Linked DNA regions of Homo sapiens: region 2 is linked to region 1. Evidence: read pairs that join two places in POLR2A ChIA-PET (ENCODE). Cell type or tissue: PC-9. All regions are shown on one strand. Each heading gives the region's core, and the rest is flanking DNA. Links, peaks and the distances in the headings are about the cores only.

Region 1 (7,795 bases), core at 3,115-5,614:
AAATGTGGCCACAGATTTGAAATTTGTTTACCTGTCTCAGTCTCTTCCTCAGCTGTAGGCTCTCTGAGAGCAGGAATTGTGTGTAGCTTTTAAATGTCAAGCATTCTTAGGCCTTTGGGAGCAGATGGTCCTTTATCTGACCTATCTGATAGGTCCCTTATCAAGCCTATAAGGCCCCAAGTGATAATTTTACAAAGGCTTTATCCAGACTTGGCTGCTACACAGTGAGGTCTATTTGTCCTACCAGATGTATGCATTTTCCAAGTACCTAGAACTAGTGTTATTTTTTTTCAGCAAGTTATGTATAATATAGATCCAGTGATTCTCAGCCCTCTCACACCCAACATCTTCTTCTTTTTTATAACATTGTATCCCTCACCTTTTACTAGAATGAATAAAGAAATTCATATGTGACAATAGAAAAATGCCCCTACCATTTTCTAAAATTCCCCCTGGCTGAGAGTCTCAGGGGCACAGTCACTGAGATCACAGTGCTGAAAGGGAGGCTTCAGATCAAGACCCGCCTGCACCCTTGGCCTCTGATTGCCTCTGGGCAGATGGTAGATCCCTCTGATGGGGAACAGGGAGGCCCAGGGCAGTGCAGGGTTCCATGGAACCAAGCCCACTATGGGAAAACCAACCTACAGGCAGGTGGGGCAGCCACGACATGTTCAAATATCAATAATGGCTTGGAGTATGGATAGTGTTGTATTCACGGATGTTATCAAGGCAGAGATGAAAAGGGGTACATGTAGAAAAGGCTGACAGAGTTCTTGCTGCCAACCCGACCCAGATACTTCTGCCTGCCTTGAAGTGAAGGCCTCCCACCAAATGCACCATTGCACCTTGCTGACGATGAACAGGTCCTCCCGCTTCACAGCCTTCTCTTGGATCTTCTCTTGGATGGCTTCCCCCACTTCATGTTCATTCTGATAGACATAGGCACAGTCAATGTGCCGATATCCTGCATCAATGGCCACCTTCACTGCTTCTTTCACTTTGCCAAGAGGAGACTGAAAGGCAAAAGAAAAGCTCATCACATATGTGTTTTTTTTAAGAGATGGGGCCCTGCCGTGTTGCCCAGGCTGGCCTCACACTCCCAGGTTCAAGCAACCCTCCCACCTCCCGAGTAGCTGGAATTACACCACTCTCAGCAACCATCATATTCTCTTATCCCCAGGCCACCTTCAACAGGCTGCCCCACAAGGCCCAGTTTCTCCAAACCAAGGCCTCACTGGGGTCTCCTTTGCCAGGGGATCTCTGGGAGGATACACACTTTACAAAACTTTTCAAAAGAAAAGAAGGAAAGTGAATTATTTTATGATTATGTCCTTATGTCCTATCCTAGCTAAAAGTCAGTTCCCTTTTCATCCAGGTTAGTCCTGAAATGTCTTCAGGTGTGTGGGGGTGCAGACCGCTCCACTACAACTTTCTGAAGACCCAGATGAAAGCTTGACTCTAAATAACCCCAAGGGATTTTCAGACAATTTCCCCAAATGGTGATAAGGATCTGGATAATGGTCATTACACCATCAATCTGGATTCGATCACTTACTGGGTGTGTGGGTCTAAGCAGGTGATTCAATCTCTGTAAACCTTGTATGCAAAATGGAAAAAAAAATAGCACCAGCCTCATGAGGCCTTTGTGGTGATGAGATGCTGCAATGAATATTAAGCTTTTTGCACATTACCTGACACACAGTAAGGTTCAGTAGAGGCCATCATTATACAATGATCGTTTCAGAAAAAAAAGAGAAATAGAAAACCTTATAGGAATAGAGTTTGTTTTCCACTCCTGTAAAAAGAAAGAGAGAGGGAGGGGAATGACAGAGAGGGAGAGAAAGAAGGGAAGGAAAGAAAAGAAAAGAAAGAAAAAAAGAAAAGAAGGGAAATAGAATTATCACATTTTGTTCTAACCTAGCCAAGCCAATGATGGGGGCAAAAAAGCACTTAAAACTTGATCTCTCACAAAATGGTCTTTTAAACCTCTTCAATTGTGAGATAACAAACATTGAACAGTACACAAAACAGAGATGCACAGCTACCCTACCACCTGGACAAGAAACGAGCTGCTGCCAGGCACCCAGAAGCAGCCCTGTGCCCCCAACCGCTACGCTACACCCTTCTTCACCTCCACTGCTAAGTTCATAATCCTTTAGTCTATCATCCCCACGTGTTGAAGACAGCTCCCTTCATAATTCTTTCATTCAATTCCAAAATTATGAAACTGTCTGGTAAACTCACCCAGGGTGAGTAGATTCCCTGGAGATCTGGAAGTGATTATTTATTCTGTTTATACAGGATTGAAGGTCTGATTTTGGGCAAATCTTGCTATTCAAGCAAGAGACGCTCTGCATGAATCAAGCTGGAAGTGATCTGTTCCTCCAGATACACCAAGAATGTATCCTGAGGATGACCCAGTGCTGCAGCAGAGGGTCCTAACCTCTAGCTTGGGACAGAAGAGAAGAAAAATCAGGGTGCACAGAAGGAAAGAGAGCCAGAGGCAGAAGTCTCAGCAGGGACATTAGCCATGAGGGACAGGAGAGAAGAGGAACTCCAAAGACTGCTTCTCATCACTAGTTAGGGTAGTGCTATCATGGATGGAAATGGCAAAGAAGGCAGAGGGAGGTGGTGATGGAACAACTTGAAACTTAGCCTAACAGAGGCTCGGGAACCTGCCTCACTGAGTCCTGGATGTGCCTTACCACATTTTGCCAGCTGTCGTTAACACAGCCGGGTGGTGCTCACGACTCCCAGCCCAGGCTCTCTGCAGCCCCAGCATGTTGCAGATTTCAATGTGTACAGGAACCACGTAGGGATCTTGTTAAAGTGCAGATGCCCATTAGGTAGCCTGGGTTGGAGCCTGAGACTCTGCATTTTGTTTCTCTCTGTCTCTCTTTCTTTCTCTCTCTCTCTTTCTCTCTTTCTTGCTTTCTTGGATCTCACTCTGTTGCCCAGACTGGAGTGCAGTGGCACAATCACTGCTCATTGCAGCCTTGACCCCTCAGGCTCAACACTCAATCTCCACCTCAGCCTCCCAAGTGGCTGGGACTACAGGTGCGTGCCACCATGCCCAGAAAATTTATTTATTTTTTGTAGAAATGGATTCTTGCCATGTTGCCCAGGCTGGTCTCCAACTCCTGGGCTCAAGCAACCCTCCCGTCTGGATTTCCCAAAGTGCTGGGATTACAGGGATAAGCCACCACACCTGGCCAGTTTGCATTTCTAGCAAGTTTCCAGGTCATAGGGATGCTGCTAGCCCAAGTCTCACACCGTGATCTGCAAAGGGGTGCCAAGGACTTCGGGCTCTGCATCCTCTCCTCAACCACCCAGCCCACAACAAACCCACAGCCAAGACTTGGGGGAAACGTTGAGCCCAATTAAGTGTCCTAGAACCAGAGAGAGAAACTGCCCTGGAAAACAGTTTTAAGTCCAACAGCTGCTTGAAATTTGATACTTGCTAGAGAAGCTCTCATCACTGCTGGGAAAGCCAGCCTTGGAGCTTTGCAGCCTGAATCAGCTCTGAGAAAAGAAAGCAACCTAAGTCCTGGCTCCAGGGCTGAATCTTACCTCTCCAACCCCTGCCCGACCTCCAGGCTTTCCTGGCTGAATGCAGAAAGAGAAAACACCCAAACGCCCCTCCAGAGAAGAAGGGTGTGCAAAGATTTGCATATTTACCTTCCAAGTGCCCAGGCCCACAATGGGCATCTTGGCTTTGGTACTGAGCTCCACAAACGTGGCCATGGTTGGTGCAGAAATGATTCTGAGTGAGCAGGTAGAAGTCTCACGTCCTGCTCTCTGTTGCTGTTTTTGAGACAGTCTTGCACTGTTGCCAAGGCTAGAGTGCAGTGGTGCGATCTCAGCTCACTACAACCTCTGTCTCCTGGGTTCAAGCAATTCTCCTGCCTCAGCCTCCCGAGTAGCTGGGATTACAGGCGCCCACCGTGACTCCCAGCTAATTTTTATATTGTTAGTAGAGACAGGCTGGTCTCAAACTCCTGAGCTCAGGTGATCCGCCCACCTCGGCCTTCCAAAGTGCTGGGATTACAGGTGTGAGCTACTGTGCCCGGCCACAGGCTGCTTAAGAAGGCTGCTGCTATCTACAGTGGGAGGAGTTGGAGCCTGGCCACAGTAGCTTCCCTGCCATAACCAAACAGGAAATCCATTCCAGGCTTTTGTGAGATTGAGGATTCTGTGAATGAATTATTAAACATGGCAACCTTGTGCAAAGTTCTCTCTTAGGTGACAGTATCATTGGAGTTTCTGCTTGTTCAGGATGAGTCAACAAATTCAACACAGCCAAAAGTTGGAAGGTAGGGAGGGAGACAGCAAGGAAGAAAAGAAGAGTTGGAGGAGGGAGGGAAAGAAGTCTGGCCAACATAGTGAAACCCTGCCTCTACTAAAAATACAAAAATTAGCCGGGCGTGGGGGCACGTATCTGCAATCCCAGCTACTTGGGAGGCTGAGAAAGGAGAATCACTTGAACCTGGGAGGCGGAGGTTGCAATGAGCCTAGATCATGCCACTGCACTCCAGCCTGGGCGACAGACAGTGAGACCCTGTCTCAAAAAAAAGAAAGAAAGAAGGGAAGGCAGGAAGGAAGAAAGGAAAGAAGGAAGGAAGGAAGGAAGGAAGGAAGGAGGGAGGGAGGGAGGGAGGGAGGAAGGAAAGAAAGAAGGAAGGAGAGAAAGAAAGCAAAGCAAAGAAGGAAGAAAAAACAAGGGCTTGCTTTCCCTGTGATGGTTTCCTCTGTGAAATAGAGTCTAGGGAGGAGAGGTGAGAAGCAGCGTTTCAATTTTAAAAGTTGCAATTGCAGGTTCAGTGCAGAGATGGTCAAATCCCGACCTGATTGGAGTCAGCTGTAACTAGTTGGTAGTCAGCAATCTAGGGAACATGATATAGGCCTGTGCCATGCTGTGACACGCCATGACAGGCCAGGGCCACGTCACAGCATCTGTTTCAGCCTGCCGGTAGTGGGTTTTTCTGTCTTTTACATGTTCTTGTTGATGAGTTGGCTTTGGTTGAATCTTGAAATGGAATTGAATCTCTAGGCTGTGGCTTATGACAGCTCATAGAAGGCAATTGGCATGATATTTTGCAACTATGAGTGAAAAATCTTATACTTCATTGATGTTTGTTAAATTATCTACTTCAACATTAATAATAATGCATGGGCCGGGCATGGTGTCTCACACCTGTAATCCCAGCACTTTGGGAGGCCGAGGCAGGTAGATCACTTGAGCTTAGGGGTTTGAGACCAGCCTGGCCAACATGGTGAAACCCTGTCTCTGCTAAAAATCCAAAAATTAGCGAGGCATGATGGCACGTACCTATAGTCCCCGCTGCTTGGGAGGCCTGAGAATCCCTTGAACCTGGGAGGTGGAGAATGCAGTGAGCCAAGATGGTGCCACTGCACTATAGCCTGGGCGACAGAGACAGACTCTGTCCCAAAAATAAATAATTAAATACATGCATTCCTCATAATCTGGTGGCCACAAAGTCTCCTGGATATGCACTTGCGGCACTTTATTTTCCCAGTGTATACTGGATGACATGCAGTGCTAGTATTGTTGAAATAGTAAATCCTTAGTGACTGTCAACCTAAATAACAGAGAGAGGGTCCCTACAAGAAAAATATTTCTCTGGGAATAGAGCACTGCAATGGGAATATGCATGCCACAGTAAACTATGTGTATATTTGGGGAAATAAAGGAAGACAAAACTTTTCAAGGAAAAAATGAGGATTATCTAATTGCTTTGAAATAATTAGCCTTGGCTCCAAAGATCAATCATGAAAGTGGTGTTAGTCTGAGGTTGGACACGCAGTTGTTCAGAGGTCCTTGCAGAGTATGTTTTGTGTTCAGTTGCAATGGCCTTTGCTCAAGGTTGTGGTTTTCACCGTCTTTCATGGTACTTTTGGTTTTCAGGTGTACAACCATTAGAACCCTCTTTTCATGGTCTTCCCAGCTGTATTTGTCAGAGTCTTCTGTTTGTTTTTTAACATTAGTGACTCCATTTTGATTCTGACCATTTTCATGTGATGCACAGAATAAAGAAATGTGTATTGTTCATAATAACATTCCTTCCAGAACCACTTAGCTATGAATCAGTGAGAAGGGATATCTTTTTTAGATAATTGAGATTAAGAAGGTATATTGATTAGCTGTTTTCGTGTAACAAACAAACTGGTTATTACAGCAACCATTTATTTGCTTGTGATTTTGTGGGTTGGCAATTTGGGCAGGAATCAGCTGATAAGCCGGTCTCAGAACCACGTGGTGTCTGTCAGCTGGGTTTTCTCACCTCTGTGGGCTTCACTGGGGTGGACTGGGATGTCAGGGAAGGCAGGGACCCTTTTTATGTGTTTTTCATTTTCCATGAGGCTAACTTGGGCTTGTTCATAGGTAGCAGCATTGTAGGAGGCCTACCCTTGGAATGTGTGCAGTGTCACTTCTGTCACCTTCTATTGATCAAAGCAAGTCTCAAGGCCAGGACGGGGCCAAGGAGTAGGGAAATAGATTTCACCTCTTGAGGGGATTTGTTACACAGAATTATGGCTATTCTTAATCAACCCCAGAAGTTTTCATAAGAGTTTTGATTAGCTACTTTCTAGCTTCATGAATTTACCAATCTATTCCTGGTTTTGTACCCTTAAGAAACTCTCATTTTTTAAATCTGATGAATATATGTGCATAAGAAGTTTTACTTTGTTAAAATTAAGTACATACAAAATTGAGACAAAATTATTTTTAGAAGGAAAATGAACGAGTAGTGCCGCTTTTCATTCTCATCCATTTCTCTAAGAAACAGAGGAAGCAGCAACTAATATATCTGAAACAGGGAGGAAAAAGAACAATTCCAAGAATTGTGGGAGTGCAGAGAAGTTTCTGGGCAGAACAGTGTGAGCCAAGGGGTGGAAGCGACTAAGATACATTGGAAGAACGGGAGGAAGCCAGTGTGGGGACGCTCAGAGAGTAGACTTACAGGGTGCCCAGCAGAGTTAAAGCTAGACTGATATGCAGGTACCAGAGGGTCAGGAGCTGCAAAGCTGTGATCATGGAGTTGGATTTACCATGAAGGTAACAAAACTTGACCTTCAGTTGCCTTCACTTGCATGAGCACCATCTTAGGCTTTGTACCTAACATTGAATTCTTAATTTTGTATTCTTTAAAAGAAAACCCCGATCGTACAACTTCAGGATCACAAAATCTGAATCCCCTGTGCATGTTAACATTTTTTATTTTATTTGAGAGCACCAAAGTTTTGTTTTTTAATTTTTCAAAAATCTTTTTATTATGAAATATTTTGAAAATATGCAAAACTACACGTCCCCACCTTCTCTCCTTGTGCTGTATTTGTTAGCTGGGTGTGGTGGCTCACACCACCTGTAATCCCAGCTCTTTGGGAGGCTGAGGCAGGAGGACTACTTGAGGCCAGAAGCAACATAGCGAGACCCTGTCTCTATGAAAAATACAAGAAACAATTAGCTGGGCATGGTGACACATGCCCGTAGTCTCAGCCACTCAGGAGGCTGAGGCCAGATGGTTGCTTGAGCCCGGGAGTCTGGATGACATAGTAAGACACTGTCTCAAAAAAAAAAAAAAAAGAAAAGAAAGGAAAAAAAAAGCCAAAAAACAAAACAAAACAAACAAACAAAAAATCACTTTCTCTCTATAGTTTCCCGCCCTCTGGATTCTGCTGATTATTGCATTCCCAGAAATGTATTTATCATGTCACTCTATCCCCCAAATATCTTGGCAACACTAATAAGACCTAGAGGCTTGATAAAATCCAG
Region 2 (7,795 bases), core at 2,367-4,866, 360 kb before region 1:
CAGTGATCTTGGTAGGAACAAATTAAACATGCCTTGAAATCTAAATAACTGAACAACCATTCACGACTGCTCCTGAAAATAACATGGCCCTTGTGTAGGTCTTGGCATTCAGGAATTTTAACATGTCTCATTAAAAAATCACAGCCAATCTTGCTCTACAGGTGATGAAACAGAGATAAATTATCTGATGGAAATGCAAAGGAACTTAGAATTCATTTTGTTGAGCACCTGTTTTAGCATTTAACCTAGTACGTCTAGCAAAGCAAAAGGAGTGAAGGCTTTGTGTGTTCAAACGGTTCAAATGAAAAAGGTAAACTAAGGGGAATTGAGTTTGATTTACTCAATAATAGGAAACTTAAAGAATATTTCTGGAGCATCAGCACTGTTCTGGATGCTGAAGCTTCAAAGATTCAAAATCATTCCTGCCCTCAAGTGAATTGCCATTTATTGGGAGGGAAGATAGCTATGTTCAACAATAACTTTATTGAAAGGAAATTAAATTTTGGTACCCCGAACGCATTTAGACAAACGGAAAAGTCAAGCCGGGAACTGGGTCACTCAAAGCCTTCCCCTTTTAGTTCCTAAATAAGATGGCTACAAGGTGAAAAGCTACACAAGCCTCCCCCATATTTTGTCCACAAGGACATTCCTAGAGAGCTGTTAAAACTTCACCATGGCAATGCAAATGGACAGCTTATCTTTATAGGTGCAGTCACCCTGGCCCACCAGACACAAATGCATATCTGAGTGTCGCCCTACCCCATTTTGTCTGTTATCATACGTAAAATGCAGATTCCCCGCATTTTTCCTCTGCCCCCTTTGTTTATGTGATCTTATGTACAAAACACAGATTCACTTAGATGAAAATTGTGTACTTCTCAATATCCCCACCCTTTCCCCTTTAAATCTGGAGCCCTCAAAATCATCTTCAGATAAAGGCATAGACCTATCTCCCAGGCACATCCTTAACTTTGGCAAGTAAACCTCCTAAAATGATTGAGACTTGCCTCGTCATTTTCCTCGATTGACGGTACAAAGCTAGTAATAGAAGGATGGGCAAAGGTTATTAGAGTGAGAGAAGTGAGGAATGAGGAAGGTTTACAGAGGAAGGGAGCATTTGATCAGGGCCTTGCAGAACAGAAAGGAGGTCAGAAACAGGAGGGTGAGGGTATTCCCTGTGTAGGGAATAGAATGAGTCAAGAAACAGTGGTGGCTTGTATATGCTGAGTTTGGGGAGCTGTGAGTGATCTTATTTCACCGGATCAGGTACTCCTATAGTTTTTACAAATCTCGACATCCCTGTGTGCATTTCTTTTGTCATTTCTGCAGAATCTGGTAAAATTATGCCCATCATTTATTTATTTCCCCACAATGTTTTTAACATTCTCCCTGGCGGAAGTCAGAATGGGAAGAAATAGTGAAGGCATGTTGTGGAGAAATTTGAATGCTGTAGTAAGGAGAATGGACTTTATCTTCATAGGTGGGGGCTGTAGGGGGCTGGATCAGAAAGGGGAGAGAGACAGAGGCCGAGGACCAGATGGCAGGCAATGACAACCATCCCGGTGAGAGGTAATAGCTGTTGAAATCCAGGAAATGGCAGAGTAAACAGAGAAGAGAGACACAGAGAAAGGAGACTGATAGAATCATAGGCATGAAGGAGTGGAAACAAGCCTCAGGACCATGAGTTGAGAGAGAGACAGCCAGCCAGACTGGGCTCTTTTCCTAGCATCCCACGCTCTATTGCTGATCAGCTGTGTGACCCTGGGCAAGCCCTTCCTGTGCCTCAGTTTCCTCATCTGAAATGAAGGCTTTCAATGAGATCAGTGGTTTCTGAACTATTCCATGGAGACCTAGGATTCCAAGGAAGTTTTGATGAAGAGGGTGGGGAGGTGGGGTAGAAGAGGGATGAGGAGAGGGGTAGAATTGTGCAGTGGGCTATGACTGCAGAGTAGAGCGAGGATGAGGAGCTCTAGATCCCAAACCTTTTCTTTAACCAGAACATCTCCTTTATACAATAGCGTTCCCCTTAAGATTAAATTTGATTTTTTAAAAAGTTTGATAAGCACTGGACTATACAGATAACGTCTAAAGTCCCTTTGAGCTCTCCCACGTGAATAACCAACCACACTTACGGAAACTAGCTCTCCAAGAGATCTGCTAATGTAATGGACATGGGTCTTGTTTTTAGGACCCTGATGAGTTTCTCTGTTTATTTGATTAACTGTTGCACAAACGCTGGAACAACTGGAACAACAATTGTCATGCTGAATCGGTGCCAAAACTCTCAAAAATGGAAAAGATTTACTGAAAGGCCATTTGGTGTTCTAATTCTTGTGCGGTACCTTTTCCCAAGACCCAGTAAGTTTTTCAAACCTCATAAACACCAGTGTGAAAACGGCCCTTTGCATGAGAGTACAAAGACATGGCTTTGCTACCGACTGTTGTCTGCTTTGGGGTAAGTTGAGTTGCCCCTCTGGTTTCTGTTTCCCTGCCTATTGAAAGACAGCATTGCACCAAAGAGTCTAAAGGCCTCCCTTCTGGCTTTAACATTCCAGGATTTCATGATCCTAAACCCTTGGAGTCCGTTATCTGAACAATTCCCTGATCAATAGCATATGCTCTGGGTCTTGTTCTGTCTTAGTCAGATGGTCAGTATATTGAGGGCTTTGGCTGTTTACTCTAAGGATTGGGCAATGTGTGCTTTAGCCAAAATCTCTGAGCCCTGCAAATGGATCATTCTGAACGGAGGGCTAAGGTCTAAATTAACAGCAGACCTTTAGAAACACAATGCTTTATGGATTGGTATTTGAAACGGAGAAACCCGTGCCTAGGTATAAACTCCTGGCAAATGGTCCACAAACCACCATTAAAATGGAAACGAGAAAAGCCAGCGAATCAGAGCAACCATGAAGTGGAAACCAGAAAGTTTCAGACAGGTCTGAAACTCACACACTCACTGCATTCCTTTCCTGCCTGGTGTCTCCTCCTCTCCCCTCCCACTCCCACATTTTTTTTTTTTTTTTTTTTTTTACAACAATTCGTTTGTTTTTTATAAAAAAAAAAAAGAAAGGAAAAAACCAAAGAGACGAAATGAGGACTCACTGGGAGAGCGCGGCCAGGCTGCGTCTTCCATGCGATCCGGATCCACCCAGCATGTCCGCAGTTGGGAAGGGGCGGCGGGGCAGAGAGATACGGAGACCTGGCCAGGCCGGGCGGTCAGGGCGTGGGCTGGGCCCGCGGAGGGGCCATGTGATCTGTGGCTGAAATGCACGGTGCAGGATGCTCCCGTGTTCTCCCTTTGTGTTAACACGTTGGTCTGTCCCTGTGACGAAAGTCTGGGCTTGTCCTCAGCCAAATCTACTCCTCCCAACCCGTTCCCTCCTCACAGGATCATCAGAGAGCTGATTGTTATTTTTTACTGTAATCTCTCTAATAGAAGCCCATCATGTTTAGCGATCAGAGAGCACTGATTGCTTCGGGAGTTCCAGAAATGTTATTGCTGGGTAGTCAGGGCCAGGATCTCCAGTAGTTTTCCTGATGAAGACTTTATATGCTTAACTACAAATAATTTTTCCAAGGTAAGTAACTGGTCAAAGGAAAAAGACACTGATGCATTTGCTCAGCCTTTTGGAAAATAGTTGATCATGGTATTACATGCATATACAACCTAATTCTGACAAGATCAACAGAAATCAGCCCACCAAAAAGTTCATCCGGGTGCAGTTCTCAGGCTCCCATTCTGAGCTCTGTTCTCAATTAGCATTGGTGTAGGTGGCTTCCAAAGCAAACAGTTCCCACTGAGAAATCAAATCTGAGAAACTCCTCTTATCCCTTTTATCCAGGGAAGGAGCATGACATAAAAATGCAAACCAAATGAAAAGGGATGAAGAGAGATGGCCCTGCTCAGTGATGGGCTGGATGGTTCAGCATGTTTGGTGCTCACACCTCTCCAAGAAATGTGGGCAAGAGCCCTCCTGAGAACATGTTGAAACAGCAGGCCCCGTCTGCACCCATGGTACTCTGCCAGTGATCTCATCAGCCAAGCTGGGCAATGGAACCTGGTCAGCAGCGGCTTGGAAAGCAGCCAAATCCCAGTTCCTGAGGAGGGGGTGGTGTTGATTCTGTCTGGAGATGACACTCCGTCTCAGCTTGACTTATGAATATGGTTCTTCATCTCTAATGAGCACTAAACAGACTGGTATTTGGGTACCAAGCTGCTCGTGGGACTGGCTTTCTGTCAAGTGAGAACAAATCCGATCTCCACAATGTAGAGTTAAGATTATTCTCTTGGTAAACAGCAGGAGAAGCAGTCAACTTCACACATTGAGAGCGCTTTCACGGAATGAAAGAGATCTTTGAGATCTGCGGCTTCATGTCACACGCAGACAAGGACACCAAAGCACAGAGCATTTAGACAACTCACCCAATGTCATGGAGCTGAACTGCATCTACTACTCTTGTGTTCAACTTAAAGTTTAATTGGGTTAGGTTAAGTGGTCTCCACTTTAGCTAGAACATTTTGGTTGTTTTCTTGCTTAAATACTATGCGGTCATCAGAGTCGTAGTTTATAGGCCAGGCGAGGTGGCTCATGCCTGTAATCCCAGCACTCGGGGAGGCTGAGGCAGGTGGATCAAGGTCAGGAGTTTGAGACCAGCCTGGCCAACATGGTGAAACCCCGTCTCTACTAAAAATACAAAAATTACCCGGGCTTGGTGGCAGGTGCCTGTAGTCCCAGCTACTTGGGAGGCTGCGGCAGGAGAATTGCTTGAACCCAGGAGGCGGAGGTTGCAGTGAGCTGAGATGGCGCCACTGCACTCCAACCTGAGCGACAGAGTGAGACTCCATCTCAAAAAACAAAAAACAAAACAAAACAAAAAATGAAGTCATAGTTTATAGAGTAAATACAGTTTAATAAACTTAAAGTTAATTATCTCTATATATCATTATGTATATATGCATTTAAATATCTCTGATTACACATATGATCACCGAACATATATTGATGAAAGTAGCACATAAGACACCCATAAAAGTAGAGATACATCTGCCTTCACACAAGAGGACTTAAATATACACTGACTTGTCCTGAGTTTCTCGCTCTAGAACTGAGACAGAAACATGTATCGAGGCATTCTGCTGCTTCTCTTTCTACCGAATTTTGCCCAATTAATTTTTTCCCTTCAATTACTTACAAAAGTCGGTGGTTTTCTATGGTAGGTGGAATAACGTTTCCCGCAAATCTCCAGAACCTGAGAACATGTTAATTTGCGTGGCAAAAGGGACCTTGTCGATATGATGAAATTAAAGGCATAGAGATGGGGAGAGCATCCTGGATTATCCAGGTGTGCTGGAATGAATCACATGGCTCTTTAAAATCAGAGACCCCTTTCCAGCTGTGGTTAGAGGAGCTTATCTGTCAGGGTGGGCAGACAGACTGGTGATGGCTTTGAAGATGGAGAGGGGGTCCAAGAGCCTGGGAATGTGACTTCCTCTAGAAGCTGGAAAAGGCAAGGAAATGGATTCTCCCCTGGAGCCTCCAGGAAGGAATACAGCCCTGCTGACACCTTGATGTTAGCCCAGTGAGACCTGTGCCAGACATCTAACCTATAGAACTGTACAGAATAAGTTGTGTCGTTTAAAGCCACCAAGTTTCTAGTTATTTGTCGCAGCCATGCGAGAAAGCTATCACCTCCTGATTCCCTCCTCCCCAGCCCCCCACGCCAATTCTGAGGTGACAGGTATGGTTTTGGCATATTCAGAATAGGTTCATAAAATGGAAAAACCTAGAAAAAAAAATTGTGGTTCTTTCTGGCCAGTATTCTCCATGGAGGAGAGCAAGAATTTAGTAGTCTTCCACTCATGTGCAGAATCCATGTACAGAAAGTGTGCTAATTGCCAGCTGTACACAGGATGTCCACCAGGCTATTTCCCTAATTGCCAAAAGAGGGAAAGGGAAACAGCGCGCACCCTCCTTTGTTATTAGGGGCATGCATTTGGGAAGCAGCTGTCTGTCTTCAGTTTGTGATAGTAAAACCCAGTGGTGTTATAGCTCATGCTACCTGGTAGGGTACTGACATGGGAAGAGTGAAGAGAGAAGTGAGTCTTGGACCTGGTTCAGACACTCTCTGGGAAGAGGAAGAACACAAAGGCCAATGAAAGACAGGCAACGCGGGAAGACGCATAGAGATAACAAGTGAATCATGAGCTGAGAGCAGGGCTGGGCTAGGCAAGTGCTTCCAAGAGTCCTCTGAGACCTGGTGCCTGGGGCTGGAGAGGCAAGGTAAGAGGATTGAGAAATAACAATCTAAAGGTTATTTGTGCACAGTGTTCTGGTCCTGCAGAGACCTACAGGCCTGTGTGCTTTCACTGCATAGCAGAGAATGGTACCCAGTGTCCAGCTGCCAGAACTGGTGTCTCTGAGAAGTGAACTAATGACTATTCATTGGCACCATGAACAAGTGGGCCAGTCATCCTTCAGCAAGATAATAGGTATCATGAATTTGATGATGCTTCAGGACTCTTACTAGGAAAAATGAAAGTCTGGGCCATTCTGAGATTACTCATAGTATCCTTTGTTTCTGGACACTTTATTGTTTAATTTTTCATCAAAGAGATTCTGGGCTGGGAAGGTTTGAGGGAGGTCAGACTGTAATAGAAAGGAACAGCTCCCACCACAGGGTGGTCCTTTATTAAGAAAATATGATTTTTTAAAAATAACTTTACTTCATGGAGGTGGGAGACCGGACCACAAGATCTGTTCCAGACTTTAGAGTCTGCAGCAGTTGTTTAAGAACAGCTTCTACCTTGAAACAATTCCCTAGGGAAGAGAGGTATGTGGGAAGTGCTGTGCATATGCCCTAATGCGCTTATGACACACATGCACACACATACACACACATACAGACACACATGCACACACAGGCACACACACATACACGAATGCATGCATATGCACACATGCACACACATACACATGCGCACACATACACATGCACACACATACACACGCAGGCACATAGAGACACACATGCACACACAGGCAAACACATATACGCATGCATGCATATGCACACATGCACATACACATACACACACATGCATGCATACGCACACATGCACACACATACAGACATGCATGTACACACAGGCACACACATATACACGCATGCATGCATACGCACACATGCACACACATAACATGCACAGAGCCATTCACTTACTATGGAAACACATAAACCTAAGGGAAATCTACCACTAGGGAGGCAACAGTTCGAGTAGTACAAAGGGGACGTTTGAAAAGGCTGTTGGAGATAAATTTTCTTATGAAGAAATTCATAGGCTCTGTACTCTTAGAACTAGGCAAAAAATCTTGCCTAGACAGCTGTTCCCCCACCCCAAGGTGAACAGGAATGTAGGTAAAGGAGTTTACATATTCAAAGGCAGCATCTCTTTCCTCCTTTCTGTTGGCCTCTCATAGTTTTCCCCTCATAGACGACGGCATCTCCCATCCCCTGCCCCTGCCATGGCGTTGAACGTGTTCACTTAAACTATATTGCTCTGTCATGTCCTGTGATCTTGAATGCAGGAGCTGCTGTGGAAAAATCACAGTTTACTCCTCATCCTAGTCTTCCAGTGGTTCTTCACCAGCGTCTTCATGGCCTGTGCTGATACACGTTTCTTAATTATTCTTTGCCTCATCTGTCTCTAGGCCTGTAATAGGGGCTTGGGTTGTGACACTGTCTTATTGCCCTTATAATGGTGAGCATGTAGTTTTATTTTGTCCCAGCACATTCC

Evidence for each region. ChIA-PET counts read pairs that join two places held together with the same protein. Peaks named below come from ENCODE experiments on the same cell type or tissue, not always from the same donor. Only the 100,000 strongest peaks of a DNase experiment are listed, where the experiment ranks them.
Region 2: POLR2A ChIA-PET joins it to region 1 with 11 read pairs; 2 of 35 experiments call an interaction of 5 or more read pairs at or near these places.

Annotation. Positions count from the first base shown.
Region 1 is chr7:134,523,861-134,531,655 of GRCh38, reverse strand. It overlaps AKR1B10 (aldo-keto reductase family 1 member B10), which reads right to left and starts at 4,089. Exons shown (of 10, transcript NM_020299.5): 1 at 3,679-4,089; 2 at 846-1,013. The coding sequence starts at 3,744. In PC-9, for the core only: no CTCF peak of the experiment used is centred there; DNase peaks (open chromatin) are centred at 3,485 and 4,195; H3K4me3 peaks cover 1,990 bases; H3K27ac peaks cover 2,500 bases.
Region 2 is chr7:134,886,981-134,894,775 of GRCh38, reverse strand. All of the region lies in intron 3 of CALD1 (caldesmon 1), which reads right to left. Among named protein-coding and RNA genes, the nearest start is that of AGBL3, 96 kb to the left of the region's middle. In PC-9, for the core only: no CTCF peak of the experiment used is centred there; DNase peaks (open chromatin) are centred at 2,945 and 3,335; H3K4me3 peaks cover 1,304 bases; H3K27ac peaks cover 1,006 bases.